Regions from separate parts of the Homo sapiens genome. Here region 1 is linked to region 2. A link is a contact called in ENCODE Hi-C or POLR2A ChIA-PET data. All regions are on one chromosome and are shown on one strand. Each heading gives the region's core, a stretch centred on a gene start or an enhancer-like site at or near the end of the contact. The rest is flanking DNA. Distances are from core to core; before and after follow the strand shown.

Region 1 (3,531 bases), core at 286-2,785, 42 kb before region 2:
GATAAATAGATGTAAATTCTTAAATTAAAATGAGAGCAATTTTTACAATTCAGGCCTGGCTTCTTGCGAGTTTTCTTGGCCTTCTCTTAGGCAGTACCCCAACAACTCCAAAGTAATTCCTCCTACTTATGTTTTGCAGAGGCCTTTGTAGTCCATCTCCTCCAACTCTCTCTGAGCACAACCCAAATAGGCCTTCTCCTGGGTCCCTCCATATCTTGCTCCCCTTCCCATCTCTGCCAAGGACGGAGGAGAACTTTAGAAAGACAGTTCATACCGAAGCACTTGGCAGTGCTGCTAAAATGTATTTCACTTTTCCTAAAGGCATAAGCTTTAGGACTTTTCTAACTGCATTTCACCATAGCACATACCCTGGAAAGCATTGAAGACAGTGGGTTACGTGCTGGCTGCTGTCACTTCTTATTTCTTTTTACTCTGGAAGCTCATTTTCATTAGACCTATCCATGTCTTCTTGAAATGTCAGGTTCTAGGCACAATTACAAGTATTGTAAAGAAAAAGGTAAACCTTTGACATCATTAAAGAAGTCAAAATTATGTAATTTCTACTGGACTCAATATAATTTATGTGCAACTACAGTTTGTATAAATTATGTTCACTTTCTTCAAAAGATTGTGAAGCAAAGTCCATTATATATAAATCTGTAGAGACTAAAGTGAAATTCTAGCAGTACTCATATAATGGAACTGAATAGTAGGTGTTTTAGTTAGATAGTCTTAAAGAATGAATTAAGGAATATCAATATAGATTTTATTTCATGATTATCATTGATTGTTCCTCAATGTTTTTCTGAAATTTTCTACTCTGACATTTCATGGTTCATACATCATGACAATTTTTGGAATATAGATATCTATAGTAATGGGGGGCCATTAAAATAATAATATATAGTAAATAAACAGCAGTAATACATAGAGGTAGGTACTTCATCTGTTTGAAGATAATAAAACTACAGTAAATTTACATACAACTTTGAACTGACTTTATCTTAAATAAACTTCATTTTACTTTCACTTAAAAAACTCCAAAAACTAAGACCAGGCAGTGTTTATTTGGTAGGAGTGGTATATCATCTTTACTCGTTAGTAACTTCAGTCAAGTAGGAATTTATTAGCTCACATACTGTTAGTAATAGCCAGTAAAGTCTACACATAAACCTAAGCATTTCCTTTAAGATAAAGATGTCCTTTTATTTTATATGTGAAACATTTTACTCAGAGTAACTGGCCTCAATTTTGGGCTAATCAATGTGTAGAGTTACATACTTACATCCTCTATGAAGACTTCTTGTCTTTGATATTGCAGATGGAAGAACCATACAAAGACTTTCTGGCCTTCAACTGCAGAAGCTTCTCTGGCTGCGGGTTGAAAGGTACATCTGACAATTCTTTCAAAAATGGTCTTAATTCAGTTTAACCTTGCTTTAAATACAAATTCAACTAAGTTGATTAGTCCTATTTCATGACAGAAACTTTGCCCTCTGATATCCTCTACAGATAGGCTAAAAGATGTTAAGCCCAAGGAAAGTGCCCTGCAAGGTGCATAAACCTGTCTCAGAGCTTAGCCTTTAGTGTAATCCTTCCTTAGCCTTTAAGATGCTTTGTGGGCATTCACTTAATACCACTGTTCAACTTGACACAAAAGAAATATACTATGCAAATAAGTAATAAGCTTTTCTTTGATGGAACTATATAGCCTATTCCATATTTCCAACAGGTTTCAAGTGGAAACATTTCTTTTGCGAGTAGGAAAAAACCTAAGTTATTTTCCACAGAGCTGAAACATTTGATGAAAGATGGCAGTCTATTTTAAAAAGAAGCTTCTATAATGGACAACTGTACTTTAATTCTCACAGGCAGTGAGAAAACCCTTTATCATCTGTGTGAGAGCTGTGATCTATATAAGAGGGAAAACACGGAATTTTGAAAATGTGACCTGTTATATTTGCTAGAGAAACATTTATAGCTTGAAAAAGAACATCCATATTTTTTGATTCCTAGTAATTTACTAGTAGGAAGTACAAAATAAGAATTGAATATAAGAAATTTAAGTTGTGTTTCAAGTAATGCTTTAGGCTTCCAGTTTGAAGGTAACCTGCTCCTTTGTTGACACACATTTTTATCATTGGCTGTTGAACTCATTATAAGAAATAGCATGTGGAACTGACTGTATTTATTCCAGGGTTATTGTTCATAAAGCAGTGGTCAACAGCAGGGACTTAGATGACCAACAGACTCAATAAGCCTCAGCACCACCACTCATTAGCTGTATGGCCTGGCCAAGTTACTGAACTTCTCTGAGCCTTAGTTTCCTCATCTCAGAAGAGCCCTTCTTGGGAAAGGGAAGGCAACAAGGTAGACAAAATGCTTGAATAGTTCTCACTAAACATTAGCCATTATGTTAGGTAACTATATTGCACAGAGTCCTCTGTTGAGGATCCATGGGAGGAATTTTTCTCAGCTTGTAGTACTAGGGACAATTGTTTTGTTGTTGTTATTGTTGTTGTTGTTGTTCTGAAAAATAAGGCCAAAATAAAACCTCAGGAATCACGTAACTAGTGTGTTGCATTCTTTGTGTTGGTTAGTAGGAAGTTCAGGACCTGCCTTTAGGCATGCATTTTATTATATTTTTATTTATTTATTTTTGAGACAAGTTCTTGCTCTGCCACCCAGGCTAGAGTGCAGTGGCACAATCATGGCTCACTGTAGCCTCTATGTCCCCAGACTCAAGCAATCCTCCCACCGTAGCCTCCAAGTAGCTGGGACCACTGGTGCACGACCGCATGCCTGGCTAATTTTTTTTCTGTATTTTTTTGTAGAGACAGGCTTTCGCCATGTTGCCTAGGCTGGTCTTGAACTCCTGGACTCTAGCAATCCACCCACCTCGGCCTCCCAATGTACTGGGATTATAGGCGTGAGCCACCATGCCCAGCCTAGACATGCATTTTAAAACCAGAAATGATCTATGGCTTCATCTTATTTTTCCTAACATTATTTTCCCTTTGCCCTAATTTTTACTAAACTGTCTTTCTTGTGTTGTATATGCATTTTGAAGTGTCTCATAAATTATTAGCATTTATAATATTTATGCATACAGTTTTTGTTTTTTTTTGTTGTTGTTGTTTGTTTGTTTTTTTGAGACAGAGTCTCACTCTGTCACCCAGGCTGGAGTGCTGTGGCGTGATCTCAGCTCACTGCAAGCTCCACCTCCCGGGTTCACGCCATTCTCCTGCCTCAGCCTCCTGAGTAGCTGGGACTACAGGCGCCCGCCACCATGCCCAGCTAATTTTTTTTTTTTTGTATTTTTAGTAGAGACGGGGTTTCACCGTGTTAGCCAGAATGGTCTCGATCTCCTAACCTTGTGATCTGCCCACCTCAGCCTCCCAAAGTGCTGGGATTACAGGTGTGAGCCACTGCGCCCCGCCCTAATGCATATACTTTGTTTGTAATCACTCTGGTAGTCTCATATTAGAAGAGCTTGTATCTGAAAGACTTGCTTATACATTGTTCAACAGA
Region 2 (3,913 bases), core at 1,141-3,640:
AAGAATATAGTAAATATGGAAAGTATCTGCTCAATTAATATTGATGAGTTGAATTGAAATATCAGCCATTTCTTATTCCTAAGGGCTCTTAAGTGAATGCTTTTGACCCTGGTAGAAGGGACAAACCCCCAGTTTTTAGCTGCTGTATTGTGGTGGTTGTGCTGTGATCTGCAAATTTTCCCAAATTCCTTTTCCAGGGATTTCCTTTATAAAGTCCAGTTCAGGGATAAGGAGGAAGCGGAAGGTTTACTGAAGCTAAGATTTTAAAGATGGACTTGGTTTGGGAAGCCTGAGGGCTTATTAAAGTTTTTATATAAAGAGGAATTTCCCAGACATATTTTCAAGAAAAAATTATTATTATTTTTAAATATGAGTATGGTAACCTAGCACTTAACTACTATACATGAAGAAATGTGCAAATGCTTCCCCCTTTTCATTCAAAAGCCTTCCTTCCTCTGGCATGGTCCTTTCTTGTTGCCTTATTAGCCTCCTGGTTGCTTTCTATTCTCCTGTTCCTTTCCTCTCCTTCACATCCTCTTCTGTTCCTTGGTTCTTGTGTTTCTTGGCTTCCTGGCTCCCCTGTTCCTTAGTGTACTGATCTTCACAGAGAACTGGCTGGGCCTCAGAAGCTGGGTGTGGTTTCACCTGGGTAAATTACCACATCCTGGAGCACCCTCCAGCACTGTTTTCTTAGGACTTGGGGAGTTGGAGTCAGTGCATTTGGGGGGAGGATAAAAAAGTGAAACCATTTACTGAGCTAGCTCCCCAGAGAATAGCCCTGTCTAAATCTCCAAATGGTGAAATTGGCTGAAAATGACCATGGAGGTGTCCTGGGTGGGGGGCCAGAAGAGTAGCAAATTGAGAAAGGCCTGGGGTGATGGTGGAATCAGGGTGAGGCAGCCAGGGCTGCAGGTCATGTTTAGATTTATGAGTTAGCGCCCCTTTCCTTCTTCTTTTCCACCTAACCCCCTGAGACTCTAGTCAGCTGTGCTGCTGTGCATGGAGTAATTGTTTAGTTCCACTGCTGTCTGTTGCTGGGTAAACCAGGGCTGGGCCCTGCTCTAATATGAAAGGAAGATTTTAAAAGAAAAATGGAATGTCCAATTGTGACTTCCAAAGCAGTGCTCCAAGTGCATGGAACATTCCAGCCCTCACGAGTGGAGGTGGGCTCTGCAAGGTCCATTTTTAGGATTCCCTGTGTAAAATGTTTCTTGGACCATTCTGGAACATAATGTTACAGAAAGAGCTATTTTATTAGAGAGGAGACTATGAAAACTGTAATTTCAAGAATACTTCTGCTGGGCATGATGGTTCACACCTTTAAGCCCAGCACTTTGGGAGGTCGAGGTGGGCGGATCACTTGAGGCCAGAAATTCAAGACGAGCCTGGCCAACATGGTGAAAATCCATCTCTATGTCAAAACAAAACAAAACACTTCTGTGTATCCCTTTAGTTTAAGTCCTTAGCCCTCCCATAAAATATAAGCAAATTTCAGGAGAGATAATAGATTGACCTTTACGAATCCTTTTTAGCTTCAATTCATACCAGACCTCACCCCTAACCTCCACACCCCCTGACCCACATCCCCACCTCCAATGCTAGGCTCTTCCAGCCGTTCCTGCCTGGGAGCTCTTGAGCTTACCCTTTCTTCTGCCTGGGATACTCTTCCCTCTCTTAAAAAGCTAACTCGCAGTCCTTCAAAACCCAGGCAATGTCACTCACTGTTCCAAGTCTGTTCTCCAAGGCATGCTTAGTTTACTGTGGGTTCCCTGACCACCTCCCATCTCTTGGCTCTTGTCCCACTCAATCAATGGCATACAGGTCCATCTTCCCACCAGGTTAAGATCCCATCAAAGACAAGAACTGTCTCTTGTTCGTCATTGAATCTTTTGCATTTAGAACATTAACTGGCCCACAGTAGATTCTTTAAAACTATTTATGGAATGAATGAATTCTTTACTGCCAACATGTTTCAGTGGGGTGGTGGTGCAGGGTTGGGGGTAGAGAAAATATGAATATGCAAAGAGAAAAAGGAGCTTATGTGCAAAGGAAGGAGGTGGGGGTCACCAGAAGGCAGAGGTCGCTGAAGGCAAACTCCTCTGGGGACAGCTTTGCAAATGGCCAGTCCCTTTTAAAGGCATATTAAGTCTTCAGGTAACTAATTGACAGCTGTAATTTAAGATGTGTTGACACACTTGATGTGCTTGCCAAAGTCATGCTTAATGACTTGTATCTCACACAATGAAATAGGGCAAAGTTAAAAACTCAAATTGCTTTGAGTTTGTATTGGCTTCTGGATCCTGGGTTACATCATTCTTATTTTCATGTTAAACATTAACAGCAATAAAAAAACAGAAAAAGAAAGGTGGTGCGGCAGGGAGTGGGGGGCAGTCATGTAGGGGAGGATATTTTGATTGAACACAGGCTTGACAGAATCTTCTTTTCTTCTTAGAAATCCTAGAAAACAGAAAGCAACAGGAAGATGTCTTATTGGGAACTACCCCCATCAACTTCACCATGAGTCAAACAAGGAAGAAAACTTCCTCAGAAGGAGAAACTAAGCCCCAGACTTCAACTGTCAACAAATTTCTCAGGGGCTCCAATGCTGAAAGCAGAAAAGAGGACAATGACCTTAAAACAAGTGATTCCCAACCCAGCGACTGGATACAGAAGACAGCCACCTCAGAGACTGGTAAGCTGCTGGCTGCTGGTGTTTTTGCTGTTGTATTTGTTTTGTTTTTACTTCCACATTTAAAATATTTTTATTTTTAATTTTTGTGGGTACATAGTAGGTGTATATATTTATGGGGTATATGAGATGTTTCAATACAGGCATGCAATGCCTAATAATCATATTGTGGAGAATGGGGTATCCATCCCCTCAAGCATTTATCCTTTGTGTTACAAACAATCCCATTATACCTTTAGTTTTATTTATTTATTTATTTATTTTGAGACAGAGTTTCACTCTTGTCACCCAGGCTGGAGTGCAATGGCGTGATCTCAGCTCATAGTAACCTCTGCCTCCCGGGTTCAAGCGATTCTCCTGCCTCAGCCTCCCGAGTAGCTGGGATTACAGATGCGCACCACCATGCCCAGCTAATTTTTGTGTTTTTAGTAGAGATGGGGTTTCACTGCATTGGCCAGGGTGGTCTCGAATTCCTGACCTCAGGTGATTTTCCTGCCTTGGCCTCCCAAACTGCTGGGATTACAGGTGTAAGCCATCACACCAGGCCTCTTTTAGTTATTTTTAAATGTGCAATAAATTATTGCACATTTAAAAATAACTAAAAGAGCACAACGGGTTGTTTGTAAACAAAGGATAAATATAGTCACCCTGTTGTGCTATCAAACAGTAGATCTTATATATTCTATTTTTTCTGTACCCATTAACCATCCACACCTCCCCCACCAACAACACACACACCCTTCCCAGCCTCTATGTTTCTTTATTTTTTAGAGTTTTCTTCTAAAGTGATCTTATGGGTTAAACTAAAGACTTTAAGACTTTTGAGACTAAAGACTCAACTATGAGTCTCTGTGCTAATCATTTATTATGTTACTTACATGCTTTAAATGATTCATAATTTTACTTTTAAATTGTTAAAAGCAATATAACACTACAGAAAAATGTAGGGAAAATACTGAATTTCCTTTCATTATAACACAAACGATCATTTCTTTAAGATTCTTTTCAGTCTTTTCTTTTCATATGCATGCATTTATGTTCTGTCAGTCAGCAGTCAATAAATCTTTATTGAGTGCTTGCTATGTAGTAACCCCTGCTCTAAGTGTTAGAAATACAGCCATGAAAAGGACCAAATGCAGATATAACTTCAGGTGGTGATAAGTGATATGAAGAAAAATAATGCAGGCTAAGGAGACAAAGAATGATGGGATGGGGTGCTATTTA

The links. Hi-C counts contacts between places; a loop is a spot of excess contacts on that map. ChIA-PET counts read pairs that join two places held with the same protein, here RNA polymerase II (POLR2A). Pooled maps may share reads with other maps.
Region 1: a loop to region 2 is called in a map of PC-3, with 3 times the contacts of the local background. The contact joins the promoter of SAMD7 here to the promoter of LRRC31 in region 2. A Hi-C loop is called at or near these places in 6 of 168 maps with a recorded cell type or tissue (CD14-positive monocyte, Caco-2, MCF 10A and 3 more), 9 of 37 single-sample maps with no recorded cell type and 5 of 50 pooled maps. POLR2A ChIA-PET finds 5 or more read pairs at or near these places in 7 of 52 experiments (A673, BJ, H1 and 4 more).

Annotation. Positions count from the first base shown.
Region 1 is chr3:169,909,576-169,913,106 of GRCh38, reverse strand. It overlaps SAMD7 (sterile alpha motif domain containing 7), which reads right to left and starts at 1,535. Exons shown (of 9, transcript NM_001304366.2): 1 at 1,286-1,535.
Region 2 is chr3:169,868,412-169,872,324 of GRCh38, reverse strand. It overlaps LRRC31 (leucine rich repeat containing 31), which reads left to right and starts at 2,390. Exons shown (of 9, transcript NM_024727.4): 1 at 2,390-2,692. The coding sequence starts at 2,518.